2 separate regions of the Mus musculus genome follow, and region 1 is linked to region 2. Evidence: chromatin loops called from intact Hi-C (ENCODE). Cell type or tissue: gastrocnemius. All regions are shown on one strand. Each heading gives the region's core, and the rest is flanking DNA. Links, peaks and the distances in the headings are about the cores only. Region 1 has its middle 37 kb from the start of Gm35992. Region 2 holds the start of Hdac4 (histone deacetylase 4).

Evidence for each region. Hi-C counts contacts between places; a loop is a spot of excess contacts. Peaks named below come from ENCODE experiments on the same cell type or tissue, not always from the same donor. Only the 100,000 strongest peaks of a DNase experiment are listed, where the experiment ranks them.
Region 1: a loop joins it to region 2, with 17 times the contacts of the local background. A loop is called at or near these places in 3 of 42 quality-filtered maps.

Annotation. Positions count from the first base shown.
Region 1 is chr1:92,335,478-92,350,460 of GRCm38, forward strand. No RefSeq gene overlaps it. Among named protein-coding and RNA genes, the nearest start is that of Gm35992, 37 kb to the right of the region's middle. In gastrocnemius, for the core only: a CTCF peak has its summit at 7,998; a DNase peak (open chromatin) is centred at 8,527; H3K4me3 peaks cover 1,210 bases; H3K27ac peaks cover 2,500 bases.
Region 2 is chr1:92,172,123-92,187,105 of GRCm38, forward strand. It overlaps Hdac4 (histone deacetylase 4), which reads right to left and starts at 8,219. Exons shown (of 27, transcript NM_207225.2): 1 at 8,136-8,219. In gastrocnemius, for the core only: a CTCF peak has its summit at 8,860; DNase peaks (open chromatin) are centred at 7,686, 8,292 and 8,786; H3K4me3 peaks cover 1,795 bases; H3K27ac peaks cover 2,190 bases.

The DNA of each region.
Region 1 (14,983 bases), core at 7,003-9,502, 160 kb after region 2:
TGTGGGTCCTTTCTGCTGCCTTTGGAGCTGGAGTGCCCCCCTTTCTCATTTTGGCCTCCTGATCTCTTTCATATCTATTCCTTTTTGCCTCAAGAATTATAAACACTCATTGACCTCTCAGATTGGCTTTGTTTAGCCATCAGCACTCCTTTGAGACCATCCAAGTTTTGACCCAACAGTTGGTTCCTTCTCCATCGCTGAGTACTCTCTACGGTGTATACAGACCACAGCTCATCTCTTCATCTTCTGGATGACAACTGGCTGAGTCCTAGCTGGCAGCAATGTTGGCAAGGTAGATATGGACATAAGGCACAAAATTCTAATGTCTTACACTCTTGTCGTGACGTGAGGCTTTTTAGCACTGTCACCCCATTCAAGGATAGACTCGTGGACATCTACATATGTAGATAAATGCTCAGAGATCCAGTACAGGGTCATGAGGTAAGAACAGGCCCAGTGTGCTAACTGCTGGGCTGCCCTTGTCCACATAGATATGTGGTTGTCCTAAGAGTGTTCAGTTCCTACCATGTGACAAGGACATTTGAATTCTGTCCACCTGAAAAGTGTGTAGTCATCTGTCTTCTAGACCTTGGGGAAATGGAGTCCCTGAAGAGAACCCAGGTAGGCTGGAGGAGCTTCCTCGAGGCAGCTGCTTGTGAGCCATTGGGGGTGATTAGAATGTCTTCTGTTCCCGCTGTCCTGGAGTGTGAGGAATGTCTCACTACCTCAGAAGACCCTGGTCACTCGACATCAAGCCTCAGCATCCACAGGCCTTTCCGTTCAGTTCACTCCCACAGGGCCCTCCTTTCTCATTCACTGGGAGCCTCTTGCTGCTACTTCCCTGGTGCCCATCATCAAAGCTTTCTTGCTCATGTCGGGTTTTTGGATTTTTCCAGCAGGTGAATTTCTGAGTCTCGCTTCACTCCACGTGAGGTAGTGGTGCAGGAAAATAAGTGCCCAAAAGTACCCGAATTGATGATGGGGGTGACTTTAAAGACATTTAACCCTCTCCAGTTAGAGCACCAGACAACAAAATAAGGGGCCCACTCACAGTAGCTGAGGCAAAAGTTACCCTAGGGGCCCTGGGAGCAGCCCTATGGACTAAGGTTCAAGGTCACAGCCTAGTGACATTGGTCTCAGAGAGTTCACCACTTAAGACTTCCGTGTAGGAGATGGCTAGTGGGGGACAGTCACCAGAGTCCCAGACCTATGTGTTCTCAAACACCCCGAAGTCTTGAGGTCCCGCTTCCCCTCCTCTGTGACATGGACGAAGGCAAGCACTGGACACCTTGAAATATTCAGCAAGGTATTTTAGATGTGCCTGGAGTTTCTCACCTACGTATTTTGTTATAATTTAGTTTGTTTTGGAGTTAGAGAGATCACTCTACAGTTAAGAGTATGTACCACTCTTCCAGAGGAGCAGACTTTGGTTCCCAGGACCCACATCACATGGTTCCTCACTGCCTCTAAGTCTAGTTCTATGCAATCAGAAGGTCTTGTCTGGCATCTGAGACATCTGAGATCACACACACACACACAACAAGTGGAAAAAGAAAGAAAAAGGAAAGATTTGTTTTATTTTAATTATGTGCAAATGTCTGTTTATGTGTAAAGTGTAAGTATGCGCACATGAGTGCAGGTGCCTGTGGAAGTCAGAGAGGGTGTCATATCCTCTGAAGCTAGAGTTTCAGGATGCCCAAGGTGGGTGCTAGGAACTGAACTCAGGTCCTCTGGAAGAGCAGAAATATTCTCAACCACTGACTTGTCTCTCAAACCCCAACCTAAATACTTTAAATGAAAAAATTCATTCCTAATTTTTTTTCAACAAAAAATAAAAATTTTATTTAATACACCTGTACTTTCCATACAAACCATGTCATTCTACATCATCAGTGAGTATTTCCACTCTGGAGCCTGTGATGTGGTAGGTATGTCCTCACGAAGTTCTTGGGGCCCTTGCATGGGAATTGTCCATGGTGATTGTAAGTCATGTGATGGGGGAGGGGCCTTCATCCTCAAAGATTGCACAGTTTCTTTGCTCCCAGGCTCCAGGCCGCTCTTAAAATGATTGAGTATCACAAAGCCTTCTCTTTCAAGTGGTTCTAGCCATCAGCATTTATCATGCCAGAAACTACGACTGAGCATCTGAAATATCCACTCACTAAAAGAACAAGAATAAACCTGTCAGGTGTTTACACGAGTCACGCTGATGAAAACCAGCTCTGCCTTCCACTTAAGAATTCAGTAAAAATAGTGGCGTTGCAGTCCAGTTGGCAAGCTTCCTCCCCCGACTGCATGGACGGCAGCAGGCTTCTCTGTCATTTCTACAGCCACCGGTTGAATATGTTGTTTTGGCTGAGATATGAAAAAAAAAAAAAAACCCAAGACAGATCTTTTGGAGGGAAATTTTTCATAATTTTCTCCATAAAATGGTGGGTATTACTCTTTGACAACACAGAAAATTTTGCTTTGTGTTTTCTTCTCTTCTCCTCCTTTCCTTTTTGTTTTTCTTGTGGTTAAGAATAAATATCATGAGATCTACTCTCCGGCAGACTGTGCCTGTGCCCTTGTGTGGTATGTGTATGGTGTGTGTGTCTGTGAGTGTGTGTTTGTGTGCATGTGTGTGTAATGGATACGTATGTGCATTTGTGGGGTTCCTGTTCTGTCCTTCTTTGCTTTATCCCCTTGAGGCAGGGTCTCTCACTAAATCCAGATGTCACATTTTTCAGCTAGGCTGGCAGCAGCAAGCCCTATGCTTCAGGCACATGTGGCTGTGTCCCCAGCTTTTCATATGGCTGCTGAGGACTTGAGGTACTCTGCCCGTGCAGCAAGTATTCTTACCTGCCAAGCCATCTCCCTGGCTCATTCTTAGCAGAATCTTACACACACAATCCACATGCTAACTGTAGGTGTGACCCTCCAGAGTCTGACTTGACTCTGAAACTTACCTACACTGACCTAGCAAGAGTGTCCCATGTCCCTTTGTCCTCTCCCTGTAACAGTTTCTTCACTAAAGATTAGTATACTTCCTTTATCCTCATGTCCCTTGCTGGACAATAAGGTTGTCCACATACCTTGGTCATTGTGACTCTTGCTTTGGTGGGCACGGAGGGCTTGTGCCTCTTTGAGAGCCTGTCTAAAAGTCTTTTGGATTCATATCTTGAAGCAAAATGTCTGACTCACACAATCTCTTTATTCTCCGTGCTTAAAGTTCCTCTGTGTCACCTTCCAAAACTGCACAATTTGCATCTGGGTCAACAGGGTTAGGCTTCACAGTTTCAACATTTGTCTTTTAAAGATGATAATGGCCATCTTGACAGGCAGGAAGTGACATCACATTGTGGCTTTCATGTGTATTTACTTCCTCCATTTTGCCCATACTTCATTCTGTAGTCTTCTTTGAAGAAAGCTCTATTTAGATCCTTTGTCCACTAATTAGTTGGACTGTTTGAGATAAATTGCAGTTCCTATCTCTTTTAGCCTGTAATTAGGTTCCAGTTCCCCTCTCCCATGCTGTAGCTCTCCTTCTGGCTGGCTGCTGTGCTGAACACCCTGTCTTCAGGTAAGCCCTCTAGTGTGTTTGGAGTGATGTCCCTGAGTCCATTTCCAAGATCACTGCCTCTCTTGGGTCTTTGCAGTTTCTGAACTCATGTTTAAGAGTTTGGCATTAAATAAATCTGCAAAGAAAGAGTATGAGACTCCAACTAAGCTGCTATGAACACATGCCAGGGAGGGGCTGGTTACATCACAAACTGAACTGGAAACTGGAATCAAATTTGTTGTAGACAAATGGGTATTGCTCTCTCCTATGGAAAAAATAACTAGCAGAGTCAAGTTAAAGGTCCTATTTTGGCTCACGGTATCAGAGGGTTCTATGGTAGAAGACCCGGAAGTCTGAAACCAGGCACAGGTCTCATTTTTCAAAAACCATCTGTAGTCTTTTTAGACTCTGCTAGCTAGACCTCAGCTCCTAAAGGCTCCACAGACTTCAAAGTAATGCCATCACCTGCAGACCAAATCTTCAAAACACAAGCCTTTGGGGGAACAGTCTAGATTCAACCATAGCAATATGAAACCAGTAATATGTACCAGTAAACCTAGCAATCAGCTTGAGGAGTGGCAATGTTAAGTCTCTGGCTAAAGGTGTGCTTGTGCCCACTTCTGTCCCCTCGGAGACACTGTGATGTTCTGAATCTGATGGTTATTCTCATCCCGAGGAGTATCTGTCCCTAAACAAAATGTAATGATGTTAGGAATAAATGTTCCAGTACAGGTAATGTTCTCTCAGATGGTAGGGGTGCATTGTCATAGCATTGGGCGCATGCTTCAGATTCACTGGATTGTTAGCAATTCGCTATCCAAACTGTCGTCATGTCGTCTGCCCACCAGCAGCTTGTGAAGCTCATCCCCACGTGTGTGGAGGAACCTGAGGTAAAGAGACTTCCGTTTGCCCCTGTCGTGGGTAGAGAGAATACGTTTTATAATTTGTCTCTCTAGTCATCAATGGCATGGATTGTATTTCTCTTATAAATAAGTTGACTTGGCAAATCTTTCAACATGACACAAGTGTTTGATAATTTCTGTATGGTACTGTGGCTTATTATTTAGCACTTTAGGGAACCCTTAACATACGTCGGATTTCGACAGTGGCCATGTTGTGTGACACACCTTCCGTGAGAAGGTGGCTTTATGAAAGTGTTGTCATGCTCCTGGTGTGCAAACCAGCCCTTCTCATTGCCGTTCATGCTCTTTAGGGCTCATTCCTATATTCCTGTTTTAATATTACAAGATGCAAATGCATGTGGAGTTTCTCCTTGGATGACAGCAAGTAGAGATCTACTTTTTAAAGACAGAATTGCCCGGGTGGGGAGCAAATCTCCCAGCGTTATTTGCTGAATTCTTTTCGGTGGCCTGAGATGACACTCTGCTGGATCCCAGGTGTTTGGAGAACGCTTCCCCGGAGTGGGTGGATCTGCTGCTCTCTGGTGCCACTTGGTGAACTTAGAGGTCAGGCTGCTGAGCAGGTCTACTTAGGCTTCAGGCATCCTCCTGGATCCTTCCATCAGCTGCAAAACCCCACCCATGCTTGTGTGTTTACTTGTTCACAGGCTCAGCTCTGCTGTACTGGGGTTTGTTTTGTTTTGCTCTGTTGACCGAGACAAGATTCATGGGCTGGCCTCAGACTCACAGAAAACCTCCAGCCTCTGCATCCCAAGAGCTGGGATTACAGCTGTCAGCCACAACACTTGGCTTCTCCCAGGTCTCGCTTCGTGTGTGTATGTCTGTTTGCATGCTCTCCTGAACTAACCCCTTCTATCACTGTGAAATGTCTCTCCGCACTCTGGGTGACTCCCTGCCCTGAAGCCTTCCTGCTCTGACACCTGCTCCAGCTGTCTCATGATGAGAGTTTATGAAGTCTATCTTGGTAACGCTTTGTGTCTTCTCCCGTCTGTGTCTTTGCCTGCCCGGTAGATGGCTTAGCGATGAGTGCTTCCTCCTCTTATTTGCTTAGGCTATTTACATTCCTCATTCCCACAATAATTGCATTCATTTCTACTTATATTTCAGCATTTTAATTTTTGTGGCAATAAACAGTCGATTAGCTTTTAGAAAATTTAAAAGAGGAGTATTATGTGTTCCACGGTGGAGCAGCTGTCTCTACTGCTCACTTTCCCATGTAGCCCTCCAGCAAGGACACTGGCTCCTGAGCATTTGCCCAGTGCTCTGTGAGGTTGATTCACGTAACCCTCGTGGCAACACCAGCCAACATCAGCCAACACAAGAGGCTCTGAGGAAGTTGGGGTCAGGGTGGTCACAGGAGCTGCCTAGTCTCAGAGGCAGATCCAGGACTAGAATCTGTGTCTGGTTGCCTATTGACCCATGCAACCAACCAGTAGCAAGGCCTGGGAAATGGGGAGAGACAGAAAGCATCTGCAGCTATCCCAAGCAGGATGAAATTGCCTTACCACAGGCCTGCTCTCCGGAGAAGAAGGCTGAGGCTTCTGTGACCTGGCATGGCAGGGAGCTGTGAGAAGGAGCAGTTATTCAGGAAAACACAAACTGGACCACAAAGGCAGTCAGGAAGGAAAACCTGCTGCGATCCAGACTGAGGGACCAGCAAGGAGAAGATGTTAGGTCAAAAGCTAGTTTAGCCACAGAACACGGGGTCCTCTGGGCAGAAGACAGATAGAAAGAGACCCAGATGAGTGTGCAAAGGGAGTAGGCTAAGGACCTCACCTGCCCTAGGCTAGAATGGCCTACTGTCTGGGAAGGCTCTAAGCAGACTCCTCTCCTCAGGTTGCTTCTGGGCCCATGGCTATCATCTGTGGGTTACTGCAGAGCAGTCCTGAGAACCTGGGTCAGGTAAGTGACAGTTATTGGCCCAGTGTCCTGAGCAATTTCTTCCCAGTTCTGTGCTTTGACTTCTTGCTCTCTCAAAAGGATCCTCTCTTCCTCCAGAGAGATGCTGTGCAGTCGCCATCTCAGAGAAAACCTCCTCCCGCTCCCCACAGGGCCCAACATAGACACACACGGAAAGGACATACCCAAGGGACAGCCTGTGCAGATGTGCCCATGCCAGTGTGAGGCTCACCATCTCGCTGTCATTCCTCTGTGTCCACATGCTGACCAAGATGAAATCCACTCAGAACCTGCACTTGGAGATACTGATAGGATCAATGGGGTTTCCCAGGTTAGAACACACAAAAAGCAAATAGTAAACAAAGCCAAGCGTACTTAAAGGAGGTGAGCTCACATTTGTGCTTGATCTAGGAATGGCCTGGAACGCCCTGCCAGACCACAGCCTTGCACAGACCAGAGCAACCTTACTCAGAAAATACTTTTGCAAGGGCATCCACCCAGCCGTGGCCTGCCCGAGTTTGGACGGGCGCCACCTTGTTATTGATCCTTGAACACTCCTGTTTTAAGTCTCAGTGGAAGAAATGGCTGTTTCAAAACAGCTTGTGTGAGCCTCTCCATCTCGCCTGTAGAAATGTCCCCTTGTCTCTGTATCCTTGAATCTGCGGTGAGCTCCCCAGTCTCTGAAAATGTACTTGCTACTTGCGAGGTGACAGGAACGGAGAAGGGCAGGTTTAGGTGACACACTAAGGCCCTTTCAAGTCTTACCCCACACACGTCGTGTCAGCCAGCACTGTGGTAATGTTTTTAGGCACCAAGAGAGGACACAATCTGAAGGTGTCACCAAGGCATCAAGACAGCTACTCCCCCATAGGGCCAGGGGCTGCTGTCATCTAAGTGGCTTTTACTGAAGACTGGCTTGAATTTAAAATCTGATTTGATGCAGGGTAAGAACTAGAAAAACTGTAACCATAGCCTGTGGCTGTACTTCCCGGACTCATTCATGTCAGTGAGACAGACACAGAAGGCCTCTGTATGACCAGGAGACAGTGACCAGGAAAGCAATTGGAAGGTCCTAAGCTCAGGAAAGGGCTGGGGCTTTGAGTTGCTCTGGGCTGGATAGTGGGTCTTATATCAGAGACCTGGCCCTCAAGTGGGGACATAGTGTGAGTGTGGTCGACCAGTAAGCTCCTCTTTGCTACTCTATTCAAAATAAAAACAAACTCACCTTGGGACTGACCTCAGGAATCGGATCCGTGGTTGCTGAATGCTAATGGAGAAGCAGCTTAGTGGCCAGGGCTTGGGGGAAAGGGTCCCTGCTTCCCAGCTGTCACCCACGCTTGGCCTTGGTGGCACCACCCAGCCCTGCTCTCTACCAGGGCTCCTCATAAGCGGAACTGGCACCCATTCCTGTCTGCTTACCACTGTTGTCCCCTTCAGTGCAGTGCATTCCCCTAAAGCGTGTCCCCTGTCCTCATGGTGGCCCTGTCCTCTCCTGCCCTTGGCTCAGTATCCTCAGACCAGGTTGTTCTAACCCCACTTGGTTTCCTCCCCTCAAGCACAGTGGCTGAGTCTATGTCTGATTATGTCTCTCATTTGCACTTTGAACATCGGCAGGCTGTTTTCCTGAGAACCCTAGCTGCCATCCGCTTCCTGCAAGAAACAGCTGGCCCTTTGGAGTGTTGTCATAAGATACCCACCCTATGACTGATGCCAGCTCTTGGGCAATATAGCCTTTGGTTCTTGGTTCTCATGCCCTCTCTCCATGGCCCACACAGAACCTTCTGAGACCGTCTTCTTACTTCTCGAATGCGCTTTCAGTCTCCCACCTCCAGCTCTTCAAATGTAAGCCTTTTATCTCTCTTACCTCTGCCCAGCCAGAAAGCTCTATAGCAAATATATCAGGAATGTCTTCTTGGGGCTGGGTCACTGCCATGCACAACAGCCAGTTGGCAAGAACAAGGGGCTGGTCCCATGATGTTCAGGATGCAGACCAAGGTGGGGGAGAGAATGCAGAGGAGGGAGAGAGGGTGCCAGGGCAGATGCTAAATCTGTCACCAACCTGCAGGTGTGAGGGCCCAGCCTGGGTGTTGGGAGACAAGATAGGTCTCTTTCCTGCCAGAACATCTTCATGGCAGCTCCAGTTCCAAAGGCGTGGGTGACAGCTGGAGTGGCTGACCTCACTCAGTAAACTGAGCTCCACTGTAATCCATCTGCCTACTGGACATGCCAGCACCGGCTCACATAGCTGCCAAGCTTGGTGAGGACTGTGGGTGAGCACTGTTGTCTCTCCCATTTCCCTGCCTCCCTTGGAGTGCACCTCTGGAGACCTGGTCCAGAGAAGTTAATGTGCCCCACGCACACAGTGAGCAGGAAGCTGGGCTACCTCTCATCCTGGCCGGTGTGTTCCTGCCATACCTGGGCTGCCCAGTGCCCCTCTTCACATGTAGCCTTCTGCTCTCCAGCTCTCATTTCTAAAGACAGCCTGAGATATCGGGGTCATATACCATTCTCCGTTCCCAAGGGCTGCAGCACTCTAACATGACTCTCTTGGTGGAAATAGCCTCAGGACCCTGAAAGCCAACCTACCCCAACTTGCAAAGAAACTGGTAGACTCTGAGGCTCACCCTTCTCTCCAGTTCCTCAGATGTCTGGATTTCCAGCCCTTTCTCTCTTGCTCCACCCTCCTTGTTCCTGGGGCACTAAGGCAATTGCAGATGCCTATGAGAAGAGCCGCTCCCCTCTGCACAGCCAACCTTGAGGCTTTCAGGAGGGCTCCACCCACTCCTGATCACCCCAAACTACCTGGTTCAGTCTGTAGTTGGGAGTTGAGGATTTGGGGTGGAGTAGGGCACGTAGATAGGAGTTGAGGCTGCAGAAGCTACAGTGCTCCATGGTACAAGCTTTAGAGCCCAGGCTGTGGGCAGAGATCATAGAGGGTCTAGGACCCCTGAGGCAGAGAATGGAGTTGGAGGCTAGATTGTGTGCTAGAAGCAGTGGAGGAATTAGCTAGGGGAGGAGGATCCAGGCAAACTAAATGCTGGAGAGTGATAAAGGGACTTTTCCTTCCCACTGAGGCCCAGGGCTAGTGCCTGCCTGGCTGCTGGGGGGCCAGGACCCAGAGACAGCTAGTCTTCTTCTGTTGTAGTGATGTCCCCAGCCCAACAGATACTGTATGGGAACTGCCAGACCTATGAGTCTTGAACAAGCCAGGAACCGAGCAGATCTGCTGGGAATGCCTAACAGAAGCCCTCCAAGCTCCTTACCCCTATTACCATGAGTGAAGGATACCTCCTTCCTTGGATAAGATATGGGACTCCCCATCATCCCAGTTAACTCTAATGGAGGGCTGATAGTCACCATTCTGGGTCAGGACTGATGGTCACTCAGGTCTGGTTAAGTATCAGACTGTGGCTGGAATACAGGTCACTGGGTCCCACAGGTCACATGGTGCTTTGGAACTGGCCCTCCCTACCTTCTTCTGGGTATTTGAACCTGCCTCTACTTCCTCATCTTGCTCTCACTGCAAAGCCATGCCTCTTCTCTCTGCCTGGAGCTGGGCCCCTCCCCACACTGAGAGAAAGCACAACCACACAGGTTTGATGGGGCAGAATCCAAGTTTCAGGCAAGACGTGGCTTAGAAGCCTTCACTCTGCCCATCCCCCCTGCTGTCCACATGCCAGATGTTCAAGGCGAGTGTCACTGGTCCACACAGCCTATGAGACACCAACAGTCAGCTTGTGAAAGTGGGCTGCCCCTTCCTCGGGGTTGCAAAGTGAAAGGCAGCCCCACTTCTCAGCTCCTCATCACCAGTGTGAGAAACTGAGCAGGGCCTGGTCCCCAGCGAGTACAGAGTAAGTTCCGAGTTCTTGAGCAGCAGTTCTCAACCTGGAGGTCTTGACCCCTTTGTGGGGTTGCATATCAGATATTTACATTATGAGTCATTTAAAAGTAGCAAAATTACACTTATGAAGTAGCAAGGAAATAATAACACAAGGAACTGTATTAAAGGGTTACAGCACCAGGAAGGCTGAGAGCCACCGCTCTTGAAGGATGCTACTGGGGGCTAAGGGCACTCACTTCAGTCAACACATCACACGTGGAACTCAGCTCCACAGAGCATGTGCAAGCCTCTTCCCCTGTTGTTAATTAGGACGATTCATCCCGTTGACAGCTATGGGAGACTCTGTGTCAGGTTGAACAGAGACCAGGACAGGCTTTAGGGTACTAGCTTTTCTTAGTCAGGGCTACTGACATGATGAGACAAAGACATTGCAGGTCTTATGATCGCCATGCCTGATCACGATAAAGGCTAATCTTCATTGTCTACTTGATTGCTTTAGAATCACCTAGAAGGCATTCTTCTGGGTACATCTGTGGGGGTGTTTCCAAAGGGTTTTAACTGACATGGGAACACCTACATTTAGTGTGGATGGGGTCATCCCTTGGGTTGGGTTCTAGACTGAATAAAAAGGGGCAAAGGAGACAGAGCGATACCAGCCTTCATCTCTCTCCTTCCTGACTACAGGCACAACATGACCTGCTGCCTCATTCCTGCCACCCTGCCGTCCCCACCATGGTGACCGTTTCCCTCAGACTGCTGTAAGCCTAAATTACCCTCTTCTTCCCCGGGTTGCTATTGTCTGTGTCTTGTTATAGCAAACAGCAAAGCGACCACTAACGCCCTCACATATGTCCTGTCAGAGAGGAGAGCCGAGTAGCAAGCAGCCCTCATCTCCATGATTCATACAAATAGCAAAGCTCATTCCTCACCCTCACCTGTGCGTCTGGACATAGGTCCCCAGGCAAAGCCACTGGCCATTATAACTACATAGGGGTAGGAAACAGACTCTGTCAACGACGTGAAGAATACAGGAAGCCAGCAGAGGGACCGGTTCTTAGCATTGCAGTCCACCTTAGCACTGCCCTGAACTTTCCAATGTCACCCCATCCTGCCCGTTCCCTGACAGTGCCAAGTGTACCCCTCTAGCAACTCCCTTCACTCAGTGGAACCTCAAGTCTGTCCTCAGGGTCCCCTACTGACTACCCTAGCCTGCCTGCGGCTCACTGTCACTGATCCCTGAGCCAGCATGGGTTCCACTCAAAGCTCACCAGCCATGTGACCATCTTTCCCACTGCTTACTCTTTCTTCCCTAGACACAGTTGTCTTTCTTCCCACCCAGCTGAGCTCATCTCCTGTCCAACAGCTCTTCTGTCTCTGGTGTCACCTTTGAGACATCAGGTTCAACTTCGAATGTCTTATGGAGGTGAATCTCAAGGGGTTGTCTAGGGGCTTCTGTATGCTCTCACCAGGGAGACATCAGGGGAAGAGGCTGGGAGGCTCAAGCCAGTTGATTGATCTCCATCCTGTCTGACTCTGTGGTCCCTCACGTCATCTGTGGATGTGAAGGAAGGATACAACACCGCTGTATGGAGACCAGGACTGTGGGGACAGAGGAGAAGGTATAGCTGCCCACAGTCCTCCAGAGGTCATCTTACTTACCTTTTGACCTGCCTCCAGAGCTGCCCACAGCAGATCCCAAGCAGGCAGAGTGGAAATCAGGAGTATTTTGCTGCCTGACCTGACCCTGACCTAGGATCAGGGATGGATAAGGACCCAATGGGACAATGTTCAGGGATGGGCGGAAAGAGGGTGTTTTGAACACTGTAATAGATCAATGGCTCTTGACCTTCCTACTGCTGTAACCCATTAATAAATACAGTTCCTAATGTTGTGGTGAACCCAATCATAAGATTATTTTCGTTGCTACTTCATGACTGTAATTTGGCTATGATTATGAATCATAATGTAAAAATCTGTGTTTTCCGGTGGTCTTGGGTGACGACCCCTGTGAGAGGGTTGCTCGACCTGCAAAGGAGTCTTGACCCACCGGTTGGGAACTGCTGCTGTAGCTGATCTACTCTGCTCATCTCCTGGGCCTATCCTTGCTGATTTCCTGTCTCTTGTGATAGACTTGACCCTGACAGGAAGCCAATGGCCAGTTCACCCTCCCAGCCTCTGAACTCACAGGGAGGTCTTAGTGAGAAGAGTTGCAGTGTCGGATGTTCATTGTATATTTTCTTTGGAGACCCCCGGCAGAGCCTTAGAAGTATTTCTTAGAGGGTAGGCTCTTGTTAATAGAACCGCTTCATCATATTGTTCTTTTCTAGAATGCCTCTATTGAGGTAGAACTCTTTGCGACTCGCTTTCCTCCATTTAAAGAACACGATTTTCTGCTTTAGTGTATGTGTGGAGTTACCCAGCTGCTCCCCAGCCATTAGGTCTGAAACTCATTACCTTAGATTCAAAAGAAACTAGAAAACAGAAATGGGTAAAGAAATATGGATTTATTTATTTACCATTTGGCCAAGCCGGGGAAGGAAGGAAACCAGTTCTTTTCTCTCCCCTGTGCTTGTGACAACCATAAATACATAGGGAAAAAAAACTACAAAAGGAAGGTCAAAAGATGCAGATTTGGCATCCCAGGGGATCCTCCTGGGAGGAGACAGCTGGGTCTCAGTTTTCTCTACTCTCAGCACAGAGGGCAAAATGTTTCCCCTCCTCTCTAATAGACTTACAGTGCATAGTGAGGTACACGTGTGGCGTCAGAGAGACGACTCCTGAGGGTCACTTCTCTCCTTGCACCACGTGGGCCCTAGAAACCTGACTCGGGCTGCCACACTTGGCAGGCTGTACCTTCACCTGCTGAGTCATGTCTCTGGCCTTACTCTTCCTGGAATTAGATGATCTCTTCCTCCCCTCCCGCCTCCAGCCCATTCTATCTCAGCATGGGATCTCAGCTGCACCTCCTGCAGAACCAATTTTAGGACTCTTTTAAACCCTGAAAAGAAACTCTGCGTCCACGAGCAGCGAGTGACTCAGTTTCGCCCCTACTTCCCTGACCCACTTTAAGCAGCCGCAGCCACTTGCTGTCTCTGAAGTGTGTGGTCACCTGTGACTGGACCTTCCACGTGGCACGCTGTTTTCAAGGTTCAAGCATTACTGTGATTTGGATGAGGGACTTACAAAACACCACGCGCTGAAGACTTGCTTCCCAGGATGTTGACAGGTGCTGTGGAAACTCTGGGGGCGCATTGCAGAGGTCCTTAGGCCTTTAAGCTGACCCACCGGAAAGACTGTTGGCCCCTCTGTGGTATTTTAAATAAAAATGGTCACCATAGGTCCACAGGGAGTGGCACTATTAGGAGGTGTGGCCTTGTTGGAGTGGGTGTGGCCTTGTTGGAGTGGGTGTGGCTTTGTTGGAGTGGGTGTGGCTTTGTTGGAGGAAGTGTGTCACTAGGGGTTGTGGGCTTTGAGATCTCAGAAGCTCAAGCTAGTTCTCTTCCTGCTGTCTCCTAATTTGAACTCTCAGCTCCTTCTCCAGCACCACATCTGCCTGCACGCTTTGATGCTTCCTGTCAGGAAGATAATGAACCAACCTTCTGAAACTTTAGGCCAGCCTTTATTAGATGTTTTTCTTTATAACAGTTGCTGTGCTGTGGTCATGGTGTCTCTTTACAGCAATAGAAACCTTAAGACACCAACCGTTTGTGCCACCAACACCAGGGGCCCAAAGGATGGAGTGCCTCAGTCCTGGAACCTTCAGAACCTTGATTCAAAATAAACCTTTCCTTTTGCAAGTCAGTTGCCTCAAGTATTTTATCATAGTGATGGAAAGCTGACTAAGGCAAGAACTCACTGATCCTTTACTTCTTTTTCTATTCACACTGCATTTTCTTTAACCATGCATGAGTTGATTGGGTGTGTGGGTGGTTTTCTCATTCTGGCTGTGGTCAATGACATTGCTATGAACTTTTGTGTGCCAACACGTCCTCCTAAATGATGTATTTAGTTACTTTATATTTTATGTGCATGTTTGAGTGCCTGCATGTATGTACATGCACATTGTGGATGCCTGGTGTCCACAGAGGCCAGAGCAGCACATCAGTTCCCTGCACTTGGAGTTAGAGGTGTCTGTAAGCTGTCACATAGGTACTTGGAACCAAACCTGTGCCTTCTGCAAGAGCAGCAAGTGCTCCTAACCACTGAACCATCTCTCCAGTTTGACATGTCGTCATTTCTCTCTTGTGCATCTAGGAGTACAGTTATTATGCCATGCACTGCATGATTACCATTCTGAGAAGGTCGAGGTTGCTTGCCAGCCTACCCATACCACTTTGCAGATCTAACAGCCATGTGTAGGGGTTCAGCATCCTTCAGCATCCTGCCAATACTTTCTCCTTCATGTTCCTTATAGCTATTCTTCCACATAGACATGGTGCCTTGCTGTGGTTTGACTTGACTTTCTCTCATGGCTCACTTTGCCGACCACCATTTTGGTATTTATATATCTATATTCTGTGAAGAAATGTACATTATAGCCACAACAGACTTTCTAGTTATTGTCTTTTTATTACTAAGCAGTGCGAATATCTTATTCTCTATTTTAAATGTAAATCCTTTTTCTCCTCGTCTGTGGGTTGCCTTTTATTTTCTCAACAGCTTTCTAGCCAGACTAGATGACACATGCTGTCCTCTCAGCCACCTGGGAAGTTGAGGTAGGAGAAATTTCAAGTTCAAGGCCAGGATAGACTACAAGGGGATGTCAAAGCCAACCTTAGCCCT
Region 2 (14,983 bases), core at 7,475-9,974:
TGTGAGCACCATAAGATGAGGAACAGAATAAAAAGACAGCAAGATGAAGGCCAGGCCTCAGGGAGCCCACTTGTCCAGAATCTTCTATGAGCAATTCTATGGAAATTCTCCCTCCATCCTACAGATGGCATGAGATGAACCAAGACCATGCAATGCTGCTAGCCAGGAAAAGGTCAAACAGGGAGTTTTGCTCAGATTTGACTCAACACTCATGATCTGTCTCCAACACTCCAGACTTGTGGAAAGTCAGCTTCAGAACCACTATCGTATTCCCCAGGCAGACAGTGCCAAAATCAGCAGAGCTATGCATGCATCCCCACACCTGTAAGGAGCCACTCAAGGAGCCAGAAGACAAGGCACCTCAGACAAATAAAAGTCCCACTGTCAGCCTCTTTTGCTCCTCTAACTATATTCCCACTCAGATTCTGAAAAACTGCCACCAAAGTGCACCCAAATGATGATCACATTCTACCCTGACAGAGGAAGCCCTCTTCTCTGAGAAGGACTATTGACTAACTCTAAATCCCAACACCGTCTTCCACATGGCCCAGCACTGTGGCTTGCTCCATGTCAGCTGCTGGAAAGAAGAGCCAACCATGTTTCCTGGGGACTTCAATGGGTAGCAAAGTACAAACCTTTCAGGTCAGCTACCACTTCAACTGACACCTGCAGGAGACACTGGGGCTGCTGCAAAATGTGCAGGGCAATAAATATGAAAGGCAACAGCCTGCTCTGGAAAAGGAGCTCACCAGAAAAGTTACAAATTCGGCAGACCTGAATGTGTCCCTCCAGCTCGGAGAGGGAAGCAAAGAAGAACACAGGAGCTGCACAGAAGTGTCCCACAGAAAGGGAACAGAGACCACCAATGCCAGTCCTCCCAGTACGGACCTCACAGAAATGCCATAGCAAAAGGAGCCTTATCCATTGTGGCATTTACCAACTACTTCCTAAGCTCTTTAAAGGCCAAGAGTAACTTAGACCTAACCTGTCAACCATACTAAGAGGCCACAGTCCAAACCTGAACTGGCAAATGACAGGGTCCTAGCATGAGTTCAGAGACGAGCAAACTTTAAAGGGTGCCCCATAGGTAGCAGAAGAGCAGGGACTGTGTTATGTGTTTTGTCACAGTCTGCTGATCTGCTCACTGCCACATTACTGCAATAGCATGGGCTGGCAGGCAATGGCATATAGTCCTGGGATTTGATGCAGACGGCGATGTCAAGGTGAGGTTTTCCTCCACTGGCTCCCAACAAGCATCTCCCCTGAATAAGCTTCTTCTCTAAGAGGTCTTGGATGGGCCACAGAGAAAGCTCTCAGCAACACAACTTCAAAGGAGTGAACCCCCTCCCCTCAGTCTGCAGTTCCAGCCTCAGAGTAGAGTGACCAAGCCTGACACAAGGGGCCTCCATGATAGTGCTTAAACCCTAGCCCTAGCACACACTCTGGGGAGAGCCCAGCCATACCATGGGATACCCAGGAGCCTCAACATGCCTCAGATGGTCAAGCACATCACCAACACTGCCAGGCATAGGCATAAGAAACAGAACCAAGGGAATGCAGCCACATTAGACAACAGATAACCGCGCTGCAAGGCACAGCAGTCCTTCACAAGAACAAGCCCCATGCAGCCAGCCCAAGAATACCCAGCTCTTCTCTGCTCACACACTGCAGCTAAGCAGTGCTTGGAATACGGCATCATTCCACCATGAGGGCCTTCCCACCCTAATGCAGTCCCACCACCCTGCTCTGACTCAAAAAGACCATACCTATTCACTATCAAGCACATGCTCCCCCACCCCCTGCCAACCTGCTTGGGCCCCTTACCACCCCAGCCACAGGGAACTCTCTCAGCCTTCCCACCTCATGCTTCACACACCCTGGTTCTCTGAATGGCAACCTTATGCACCTGTTGTATGTCTGTTGCTCCTTCTAGGTTCCTATCTGCATCTGTGTATCTTTCTGGTGGTCAGTGGTAAGGAGGAGGGGTGGGATCTTCAGACGACAGTGCCAGCCACAAAGCAGATGTTCAATGGAGTCCCATGTCCTGAGCCTAATCTGAAACTATAGCCCGGGCTTATGTGCAGGATGAATACTTAGAAAAGACCTAACAGATCCATTAGAAATATTCACCACCTTCTTCAACACCAGAGACCAGGGGTAAGGGAAGCAGAAAAACTTCTGTTTCAAAAAGAACTACTCTAGCAAAAAAAAGCAGCCTATAAAACCAATGAAGGAGTCGCCAGTCCCTCACCATCGGGACAGCACTCCCACTTGGAATGCTGCTTCAGGCTTTCAGGCCATAGATGATTTATTGTCTCAAGCTTAAACATCAATCCAACAAAAGCTCTTGACTCGCACAGCCAGAATACTTCACAGACAACAGTAAACTAACAAAGCCCAACATGCACTTTTAAACAGAGCAGACTCTAGAATGTTTATGTATGCAACCATATTAAGGGATCATGTTAAAATTATGAGGTTAAGTAAGAAATGATTAAGTAATGCTATTAATTCCAAATTAAAATAAACAGAGACAATGTCTTTAGCAGGAGCAGCAGCTTGCCACCTTGAATACCACAGTCAGCCCCCTCCACCCACCCAAGGGACAAGCTGGGAGCATTTGCCCTGGCAATGCACAATGGCCCATTTGCTATTTGGCAGCTGTATGTAAGCCCTTTCTGCTCCTCACTCCTTGCTACATCACAGAACCCACTTCACTTGTATTTATGGATCTACTTAACAGCATGTAATCTCCAATCAGAAGAAGTTCCCAGATGCTTGAGAGGAGAACAGGCAATTCCAGAACCCAAACAGACAGCACGGGGGCAATGGTCTGGGCGTGTGTCCTCACCAAGCTCTGCTTCCAAGGCCTACACTGCATTGCCCACCTATTCATCAGGTCCCTGAGCTGCCAAGGACCAGGCACAACTCAGGCATGAGGCACTCCCCGCCTTTTGACTCCTTAAGGTCTTCAGCCAGGAAGAAATGACATTAAACAACTAATGTCACAATAAACTATGAAATTGCACAACTGGAAAACGTGAAAAAGGAGTAAGAAGGCCTTTGAGCTAAGCTGAGTAGAAAACTGAAAGGAGGACATGAACCGAAGAACTGGGGAAGACAGATGCAATGGGCGCTGCATGTGCAAAGGCCCTGGCCAAGAAGACCAAGAGGAAGCGGGGACGCAAAGCAGGCCAGATTGGAAGCTCAGCAATGAGGCAAAGACCCTGAGTGAGGGCTGCGAAGCCAGAGGGGAGGGCTCACATGCTCTCTGGGTCTTCTAGAGACGCCTTGACAGGATTTCCTGCATGGAGTAGTAGGCAGAGACCCGCTCTCATAGAGGTCAACTAGAAAATGCCTGCAGCATGGACTGCACCAGAGCAGAGCAGACCCACGAGGCAAGCCCCACCTTGGAGAGCTTAGGAGTGACTCAGAGCAACAGTCTCAGATTCTTCTAACACTAAATGTTATCATCAGCCTCCCAAGGACCTGCTTATTCTCCTGTGAAAAAAACTTAAAGTGGCATAAATTGTTTTAACATTACCATTACATCATTTTAAAATTTTTCTATACTGCAAAAATGTATATATAACCAACGCCAACATGAATAAACACAACGATGGTCTCTTAGGCCTCATTTTCCTGATATCCCAATGGCCATCAATATCACCTTGGAAACTCATTAAAAACCAGAAAGCCAGTCAGTCTACAGATTGCTCTAGGCCAAATGCCTCTGTGTACCACGCACCGGGAGGTTACCTACAGCAACAAGGGTACTCACAGAGCTGTGCTTCTGCAGATGGCAGAGCCCGTGTCTTGCAAGTACTTGGGTGTCAATGTGCTTACCACAGTCATTAGAATAAATTCTAGGATTCAGAACTGCCTCTTGAATGAACGGCCATTTAAATCTTTGATACTTCCCTGGAGAGAAATTAGATATTTTGTATGATAATATACATTGTTCTCTCTATAGAACAAATGTGTGTATACCTAATGCTTACATTGTGCTTCCTATGGGCCTAGGTTCCAGCCTAAGCATTTGTTACATATAACTTGTTAAACTCTAGGAAGCCATATCCTTATCACAGTTGTGGGTGTTGTTATCAATCTCACTAATACAAAGGGCACAGATGTAATCTCCCATACACTGGGTTATTAGCTACGCTCAGTCTTTTCTCTTAGCTGTGGAGATCTGCCTACCTGCATGCCTTAAAAACTGTAACAGGGAAGCTCATCCATTTATTGTTAGTTTGCAAAAGCTCTTTATATATACTGGCTATTAATCTCACAGAGGCCAAATAGGTTACACATTTTTTTTCTCTCTTGTCTCTGAATCTTGGTTATAGAGTCTTTCTCCAAAGATTTTCTTCTTACTATTAAATCTGCCAATATTTTCTCTTAAGGCACTGTCTTGGTTTTAGGATAAGAACACTTGAGTGCTGTAGTTCCTCAGTTAGTGGTTACATTCTTCCAATAAAAATTTCCCATGTAAGTAAGACTACCAGTAGCACTAAGCAGCTCTGAGAAATGGGCACAGACCATAGGCTGTCTGCTGCCAATCACCGCCTGCTTGCACAGCCTTGGAACTTCTCAAGACTCAAGCAAGCAAGAACAGGCTGTAACAACCACCAGCCAACTGGACTGCTCTGATTTCTGTGATACTCGGGATAGATAGAACCCAGAGCCTTTCAACATTACACAGAAGGCACAACGAAGACATTAAAGTCACTTTTCTGACTCAAATGAAACCCAGAGCGGTGACAGCTCAGAAGGGCAGACAACCTAACACCATACTGGGAAAGTATTCCAAATTATCTTCTCAAAGTAGCTGTGCTCTTCCAAACAACTCAATAACACTAACCTTCCACACAGGCTCATCCTGGGCCCAAAGCAGAGGTAAAGAAAGGCTCAGCCTTTGGGACTCAAGGCTGCCATTCCTCTCACATCCCTGCTATCAAGGGTGTGTAGCATCACCTATTTCTTGTAGCTGTGGGAGCAATAGAGGAGACGAAGATGGAAAGTGCTCAAAGAATGGCCCATGGCTCTTACTGGGTGCTCATTTAAACATCTGCTACTGACTTGTGTAATCTCCTGATCCAGGGAAGGAAGACACTCTCATCTACTCAGGACCTTACAGTGTTCTAACCGGGTCCAGTTACATGGAGGGTCTCAGTGGGGTCCATTTGTGTGGACCCCAGTCTGGCCTTTCAGGAAGTACGGAGGCATGTCTGAGAGGCAAGGGCAGCAGCAAAGCCAAGAGCAGCTGCAGATGCCAGACCACATTCCACCCTAAACAAAGCCCATCCTGCTCACTCACATGAGCCCAAGAGCAAACAACTGACCTCCTGACAGCTCAGAGCACTCTGCAGAAATGGACTAGGGTCTGTTCAAATGCAGCAGCACTTCTGATTCTGCCCCCCTCCGTCACCTGCACCTCAAAGGTCAGTGTCACACTTAAGGCCCAGAGTTGGCTGAGCAGCAGGACACTGGATGGTCACTGGAGACCAAGACAAAGCCACTCCAAAAATCTCTTTGGGGCCCCTACCCCAAGACTGGGTTACAACCAATGGGACATGAGCTCAACTCTGGATTCACCCTCTGAAGCCTGCATAGTCACCCCAGGGCCCAGAGACATCAAAAGCCCTGGTCCTGGGACTGAGCCCCCCCACGCCACCCCAATCTTCCCGTGCAGCAGGTGTCTCTCATTTCTGCATCTCCCTGGCTCCCTACATCAGGTATTAATGTATTACTTATGGCAGCTTCAGAGTTCTGAAAAACCAGCCGTTTTCAATAGAAAATGGCATGGACAAGGCTTGACAGGAGTGATGAAATTTTCTTCTGCTCTGGCAATTAGGACGGCACAAAGTCGCCTTTCCTTTGGTGCCACCCCCAACATCAAAGGATTGGAATTCAAAGCCGTTCATGCTGCATTGAAACCTCACAATGAGGCTGGAAAATGGAAGTCGATTACTGGGCAAAAATATGCAGTAGTTAAAAGGAAAGAGTTCTAACGAAATTAAGCTGCAGCAGCCCCACGACGTGTGGAAACTTCCAGCACCAGAGCTCTTCTGGTAAACATCAAGAGGGACATCCTCCTAACACAGGTTTGAAAGCAAAGTCAAGCTAGGAGCCAGGAGCCCCAGGAAGATAGAGTGCTATGTTCTCTTGCCCACCTCACCAGCAGCAGCCCCTAGCTTCTGAGAAGGTGCCATCTGGGGGCTTTATATGTTGCACAGCTCTCTGATGTTGCTAACCACAGACATTCTTGCTAGGGCTGCTTAGGTCACATCTGTCCTTGGTCTCTAGGCTATCCAGGCCCCGTCTGCAGTTCACAGTCATTCTTCTCCCCCACAGGGCTCCCAGATACCCTGTAAGCAGCCTGCAGACCCCTAAAGGGGGCAGTGTTACCTCTGCCTTCTAGCAAACCCAGCCTCTTCTGGGTGATTACTGCTCTTCAGGAAGGCATTTGATCTTTAAAAGAAAAGCCAGAACACAGAAAACCATAGAAGTCTTACAGTGTGTCGGGTGTGTGTTTTTAAAGCATGAAAATACTTCCCTCCCACACAAACGGGGAGTTCTTCTGGGGAAAGATGCCACAGATCCCGAGGAGTGGCAGATCTGGGAAAGCGGATGGGTCTTAAAAATAGACAATTGAACCTAGACTAGAGCTGCAAAGCTACCTGGGGGAAAAAAATGAGAATTTTTAACTAAATCTCACATATTTTTTGATATCCAAAACTCCATCCTGATGAAACTTCTAACTGGGTGGCATTTTGCATTTCCAATTATAATGGAGTAATTGTGTTGCCATAGTGACTGCAAAATTCTGCAATAACTTTTGCTGCCTTGTAACTGCTATAGTGTATATTTGTGTACAAGCAGCTGAGTTTTCTTAATTCAACCTCCTTGCCTCTCCACAAGCACTACACCTACCTACACCACCACCACCACCATCACCTTCTTTCTGGGTGGATTTTGAAACCACTACACTAGCTTTCATCAAGCCGGTCCTGAAATAATGCACGGAATTATCAGAAGCAATTAAAACTCCTGGCAACCTCGATCATATCACGGAGGAAAAACCGAAACCAGGTCAAGGTGCAAGCCGCCAGCATCCCCCTAGCCCCAAAGTGCGACAGGGCCATGGCTGTTTACACGTTAATACTCGCAGGCCTTAAATGCTTAGGTGGTTTGTGGGAACAGACAGAAAAGCCTGAGCAGAGAAAAGCAGGGAGGCAAAGTGACTACACAGGCCTTTCCTTCCTCCCCGGGCAGGCAGAGTGGCTCTCGGAAAGCAATTAGGTAGGTCTCTACAGTAATGCAATTAGGATTTAGTTAAGAAAGTCATTAGTTCTAAAATAACTTAAGTTTAATTTCTGCGACGCTTTATTTGAAAATCGTGTCACAGCAGGTCAATTTACAGCATGCAATAACCAAAACACTGCTATCAGCGGCTGCAAGTTATTAACAAATTCTCGGTGTGCATTAAAGGAGAACACGGGTTCCACACCCGGCCTTTCCGACCGACTCCCGCTGTGTGAGCTACAAGCTGTGCCTTCGGAACCCTCGCTCAGGGTGGACACCGGTCGTCTCCGGGGCTAGCGCAGCTCCTCGCCAGCCCAGCGACGGTCCGGGCCCGGCCGCGGCCCCCGCCCCGCCGCCCGCCGCCGCCGAGGGGCGTTTTCTGCAAACTCACAGGCTGACAAAGTTACATAAACGCCCCGGCCCCCGCCCCCGCGCGCCCACCTGCCCGCCCGCCGGCGCAGGCCGCTCTCCCGCCCGCCAGCCCGCGGCGCAGGGCCCCGAGGCCTCGGCGGGGCCGGGCGTCCACCTGCCGCCAGCAACCGGGCGGCGCGGACAATGACGGCCGGTGGCTTACCGCGGCGGCGGCGGGCCGCGTCTAGCCCTGCTCCGGCGCTCCGAGCCGCATCTCCTCAGCCTGCGCCGCCGCCGGCGGGCGGGCGGGCTCGGGCGGCGACGGCGACAGCAGCCGCGTTGAGCGGGCCGGGCGTGAGGCGGCGCGGCGGCGGCGGCGCGAGCAGGCGCGCGGGCTCGGGCTCGGGCGGCGGCGGGGATGGTGCTCCGCGGCAGCGGCCCCACAACCTCCCCTCCTCATTCACAAAAAATTGACCCACGTTGAACCATGATGCTGCTCCCCCTCGAGCGCAGAGCCGCGCGGGGATAGGCCGCGCCCTACGCCCGTCAGGCGCCCCAGCCCCGCCCCTCCCGTCGGCGGCCCACCAGCCATTGGCTACAACGGCTTTGCGTCACCTCCCCCCGTGGGCGCCGCCCCCTGCCTGGTTTCTAATGAAGAAAGCGTCAATTACGGCTCGGCCCCGCCTCCAAGAATTCAGCCGCCCTTCCATTGGTCCGAGAGTCCTAAGTCCGCCCCACAATAGCCCAACAGCCAGCCCCGCTTCGCGGGCGCTGCGAAGGGGCTCCGCCTTCGTCCGCCCTTCTCAAAAGTTCCAAACCCCATTGGCTCCCAGCATTGTCAATTCTAATGAGCGGGGCGTACCGAAGACTCTCCAGGCGCCCGCTCTGAGAGCTTTTGCTGTTTTAGAAAGAGCAGGGAGCTGGTGCGCGAACTGATTGAAGCCGTGGACAGACCTCCTTGGCAGCCCGCGGCGCTGCCCGGGTCAATACAGTGTGCCTGAGCGCCTGTCTCATGCTCTAAGGGGGCGCGGAAGAGCACAGACTAAGGCGAGGGCCCGGCCGGGCCTGGCGGCAACCTCCATCTTAGGCAAGGCACAGATCACGTGGGCTGCGTGCGGGGGACGCCGAGCCCAGAGGGAGTGCGCAGGCGCGGCGGGCCCCGCCCTGCCCCGGGGCAGGCGCGCCGCTTGGGGGTGCGGCTGTGACTGTGGGGCCTTGCGTGGCCGTGGGAACTGGGGGTTCTGGGACCGCTGCTGTTGCGGAGGTGTATTCTTGGTTCGCCGCCACGGCGTCCCGGTTTGTTGGGACCACCCCTTCTCTGAGGTTCTTCTAGACCTGGGCCAAGCGCCTATAATTGGCGTTCACGAATGTGGATGGGCGTGAAAGGCCATCCTTCTGGCTCCCTTGGGTCCATTTCCTTTCATCAGGAGAGTAGTGCAATTTCTCATCCTGTGTCCATGATATTTCCAGAATCCCACATCCAAAACGAAGACAAGAGCATCTGGTCCACCCTACATGGCCTGACCTAGGATGCTGACCTATTTACTAGGCCTTGCCTGATAGGAGTTGAGTAGAGATTTAATAGCATTTTTGTTCCATGACTGGGGGAAAATTGAAGGTAAAACAATTCGCAAGAAGCAATAGATTCTTTTCATTATCTCAAGGTAATACTGAGTTAGAAAGCTTCATTCACTGGGAGAAATTCATACTCTAGGATAGCTCAGCTGTGAAGCCAAGGGATGAATTGTGGAATAGAAAAGAGCAGAAGAAAATGACCGCACTTAGGAGTGCTAGTGCAGCTGCTTATAGAAAAGTACACTACCAAATTTACATACAAAATAATGCAGGATCTGCAGCCTGCTAACATTTAGATGAAACATGAAGTTCAGAAGTACTTGAAAGGATAAAGACATGCAATAATCACAGATTTGGTGAGTACTGAGTAAAGACAACCCTAAACAAAAGTGCCATGAGAAAGTGCTGGAATATAATCTTAGATGCAGTTACTCTGAAATGATATGGTTCGGTTCCAGGGTCGGGGGAGTATTGCTCTGTGCTGATTAGACCTCACAGAATTGTGATTGGTACATAGAAAAAGCTCTAGCAGCAAACAAAGAGTAGGGGAAGGGCACCCCAGTACCACCAGGGTTTCTATAGGGCTTTACAGAGTCCCATTCTCAGACAGAGGCTTGGTGTTAGAAACCAGGAGATCAGAAATAAAAACAGACCTCTAATACAAAAACACCCAAGAATTAGTAGAAGCCCACCAATTAAAAATTAAACACAAAACCTTAGGAAGAACAACAATATCAACCAGCCAGACCCCACCCCCCAGAGCTTCCAGGAAGTAAGCCACCAACCAAGGAGTACACATGGCTCCAGCTTCATTTGTAGCAGAGGACGGCCTTGTCATGCATCAATGGTCCTATGAAGGCTGGATAGATGCCCCAGTGTAGGAGAATCGAGGGTGGGGAGGTGGGAGTGGATGGGTAGGTGGAGGAACACCCTCATAGAAAAAGGGGGAGGGGGGGTAGGATAGAAAGTTTCTGGGAGGGGGAAAACCAGGAAAGGGGATAATGTTTGAAATATAAAGAAAATATCCAATAAAAAAAGGGGGGGTGGATTTAAACACAAAAACTACTTTCCGACTAAAGATAGAGCACACCTGACTGGCACAAACAAGACTTCGTTTCCTCCCCAATATGGAGAGAGGTCAGGCTCAGCCAAATGGGCACGCCTATAATCCCAGGATCTCAGAACTTGGAAGTAGAACCAGTCTAAGCTGGGTGGTAAGATACATGCTCAAGACTCTGGGTTTGATCACTAGCCACCTAGAAAGGAAAAAACTTACAGACATACTAACAGCAGCAGTGAATGTGCACTGAGTATGTGGGTTAAACACATGACTTTAGAACACATAGCAGAAAATTCCCAGTTGTATCAACCAGAGAATACTGTAAATACCTAAGTATAGCTTCAAAAGCAACTGAGAGTGGCATGATTGAAAAGATGAGCAGGTAAGAACAGTCAAGAAGAAGAATGAAGGTAAAATTGCTCCCAGAAAATGAATAGACTTTGGGGTGGAAATTGATGGACCTGTCTGTCCCATCTGTCACTGGTGAGCAGCCTTCTGAGCCAAGGCCTAGGACGGACCAGTTGTTAGTTATTTGTAATATTAATCCTCTAGAGACTTAAAAAGTAATGAAGATGGCTTTTCAAGTCAGTGGAAAAAGAAGATGGAATGCAAACTGCTAATAATTTGAAAATAATGAATTTCTATCTCATGAAGAAGAGAAATACCTAAGCATTTAAAAAATACTTTAAAAAAAACTGTTAATGGGCATATCTGTCAGGCATATCATTAACAATCATAAAAGAAAGTACTGAACACTTGGCTTCATTGAAAATGGTTAACATAATAAGCAGAGAAATAGACTAACCCTGGTTGTGAAATACCCAAGAATACTACTCAGCATTATAAAAGCAAACCACAGGCAGATGAATGTGAGTAGCTTGGTGATGAAACCAGACAGCAACAGAACCCCCAGGAACCAGGGGGCCAGAAACCAGAAGAGTACTCTACTGGATGGTGGCAAAGGGCGGTGTGGGAAGCAAGGGGTAGAGCTTTACAAAGGGAAAGAAGACAGGCACATGGGGTGTGGAATACGGCTTGCATGAAGATAGCTCCCTTTCAAAGCTCACTGGAGTTAAGAGCTACGCCTTTCTCAGACAGGCTTTACCTGAAAACAGCACTGCAGGAAGTGGCTGCCTCACTTTTGAGGCATCTGGACACAAATGAGCTTTACAACAGGGCAAGGCTTGCATCATCCTTAGAGGCTGGTCTTCACAGGAAGGAGGCTTTCAAAGCCGAGACAAGGACCAGATTCCAAGCCAAACAAGCAGAGGCAAAGACAAGAAAACAAAAGAAGGAACGCCCAATGAACATGACAGAATGTTCTATTCCTTAATAACAGGAGAAAGGCAACACTTTATCTGTTGATAAAAGGAAAAGTGAAGAAATAAACACATTATACCGTCACTAAGTGTCACCTGATGGAAACTTTTAGATAATTTTTCAACTACACACACAGATGAAACCTTAAATTTTGTATTTTTTTCAACCAGTGATTCCAGTTCTTGACGTCTATTCTAGTTAGTGTGGCTGTCAGTCAACTTCTGGCTAAAGATTCACAGAAAAGAGAAAATGAAATGGTTGGGTTCTACAAGACGCTCATCGGGTAAAAAAGATTGCTATCAAGCCTGAGGACCTACATTCAATCCCAGAGACCACACCGTGAAGAAGAAACCCCATTCTTGCAAATTCTCCACTGACCTCCACATTTGCCATGGCATGCACATGCATGCATGAGGACACACACACTAAATGTAATAAAAGTAGGATGATTTATATTAACAGTGGAGTTTTTTTTTCACTACAATTTGTATTCCTGAGTTGTCATGTGTTGTTTGAGCTTCACTGAAAAGTTGATGTAGGAAGCAGGTTTGCCCTCCACTCCAGACCCAAGCATGTTTATGTCAAGTGTCCTCTAAACCCCCTGTCCTGGGTCAGGCTGCTCTCTGGCTCTGTAACACAGAAAGGGAAAACAGCAAGGAACTAAGGGCATTGAAGACATTGTGTCCTTGAGAACAGCTAGAAGGTAGACTATTTACAACAGAGATTACTATTGTTTATCCCACAATATGAAAATGCCTGCAGTAGGGAAGAGAAAGTAGCCGCTCCTCCATGATGAGGACTTGTACTTAGACTCTCTCAATTGAAAATGCTGGTTGACTGCTTCGACTTACACAGTCAGTTTCTCCTGGATAAGTGTGCCCGACCTGATGATATCAAGCTGCTGCTATTTGTCTGTTTACTTGGAAGCCTTACCTGAGGAGACACTGTGCTCTGAGAACTCTGACTGGATTCCTTAAGTGGACTTCTGTTGTCACTTTTTGCTGGATGTTGTAAGCCTGGGATTTGATGTCATGACCTTTTGTTTGCTTTCTGAGTTGGGCCACTCCAGTTTTCTCTGCCCTGAAGGGTGGCCCTCAAAACAGCACAGGCTACCTAGAGATGGAATTCCATGGTCCAGGATGTAGAACATGTTCTGAAAGAAGAGCTATGGCCCTAGAGGTGCACTGCCCCTTGGCACCCCAGACTCCTTGTGCCAGCATGTGGCTGTGGGAACATGAAAGGCAGGCTTTGGGCTCTGAAAAAGCCCAACAGAACCATTCTGAAGTAGAGACAGGCCTCTGCCAGAAGGATGAAGCAGGCTGGCTTGGACAGTACCCTGGGCCAGCTTAGTCTCCACACTCATTGACAAGGAAGACAGAAACACATTCAGGCAAATGTTGAGAGAACAGCTGGGGACCACAATCTTGTTTTATAATAGATCTGCTAGTCATTCCAGCCTAGAGAAGGAGAAGGGGATAAAGGTGACAAGAATAACACTGGGTATATATACTTCCCAACAGCTAGGCCAGTGGGTAGGGCATTAGAAAACCTGAGCAGGGTCAAGCCAAAGATCACTGTGGGGCTGAGACCAGCCAAACCAAAGTCAGGATCCATGCGGCAACTCAAGGGGGCTGGGGTTTGCAACACTCAGGGACCCTGTTGTAAAAAATTGTTATGGGTGGCCAAGTGGTCAATTGGTATAGAAACAGAGAGCAAAACCTGAGGATCCCAATGGAGCCATGGGTAGAGGGCAGAGGTCACAGTTCACACAGGGATCCAGCCTTCATGTAGGGAAGGAATGGTGGATAGAAAAAGACAGAATCACAAACAGAGGTGTCCAGGAGATGGGCAGCAGGTGACTTTCTAAGAAATAGAGACACAAGTATTGAAGAAAGATGTTGTCATTCTTAGATTCAGCATGGAAAGAGGGCAAAGTCTAGGATTCTACAGAGGAGTAGACAGCTTACAAAATATCTAGGAATGTGGCCTAGAAGACAGCCCTTGAGAACAGACATAGCTAGGTGAACAAGAAATCAAGAGGACCCCCAGCAATCAGAAGCAAAATAAACCTAAAGATAAGAAATCTAACATGCATAAGACCCTGGGTTTTGACTCCCAGCAGGGACATGGGGAGAAGAAACCTACACAGATGTGTTCATCAGGCAAACAACTGTCCTGGTCTTTCTAAACCAAGTGCTGGGGGCAAAGCACACAAGGGAGGCGGTGGAGTTTATATCTGCACAGAGCACAGAGTGGAGAAAGCATGCCCTCTACATAGGAAGACAGAAGAAGTTGCCTTGGAGAAGTAGCAGGCTGTTCTTACTCTGGTCTGGTCTAGACAACCTACAGCATGGAGACTCAGGCCCAGACACTGACACAAAAATGAGTCCCCATGGGAGAGTCTTGAGGTTTCTGCTAGTAGCTCAACTCCCAACCCAAGTTCTCAAAGATTCCCAGCAAGAGTCTCACTCGTGGTAAGCTCACAGCCAAAAGTTAATACAACCTAAATGTTTTATATAGAATGTGAAATTTTATGTAAAATTATAAGACCCATAGGAAATGATTCACCGAGAGCACCTGCCAGCAGACAAGTCAAAAAACAAGGCTTGCCCCTCCCAAGACATGGGAGTAACGTAAGAAAGTTTTAAAATAAGTGTATTAGAAACGACTAGAGAAGTTAAGGAAAGCAACACTAGATATATAACCAAATGATGAGATGCTAAGAAAAAAAAGCACTGAGTTTCTTAACCAGTGGGACTTCTAGACATGAAGAATGCAGTCATTAACATTAGAAACGGAGTCAGGGAGATGAAATCATATTCGATGATGTTATTGTTGAGTTGGAAATGAATCTGAGAAAACCATCCACGGACAAACCAGAGAACCCAAGAGAAGGCTGTGCTCATGGCTCAGAACAGGAGCCACAAGGATACCTGACTGTTCCACACTAGTCAATTGCTTAGGGCTGTACCCTCTGTAGAACTGTCAAGGGGAGTCAGCAGCCAGGAAGTGCTGTCTTGCCTCCCTTAGCTGGTTCCTGGTTGCTGGGTCAGAAAAACCATCCATCCACAATTCCTGAGCTTTGCATGGTATCAGGAAGAAAGTCAGCATGAGCCTTTTTCTCAGCCTTGCTCAGCATCTCCCCCATGCCCTGGCCTGTTGCCCTTGGAACCATGTCTCTCCTGTGAGTATGAGATCCTACAGCTCAAGCCAGACCTCTGGGGTCTGATCTCACACAAGGCAGAAAAGGGGGAAGAGGGGGGAATCAATGGTAGAGTGGATGTCCTAAAGTGCCTACTGCAGTGGCTCTCAACCTTCCTAGTGCTGTGACCCTTTAAAACAGTTCCTCAGGTTGTGGTGACCCCCAGCCAT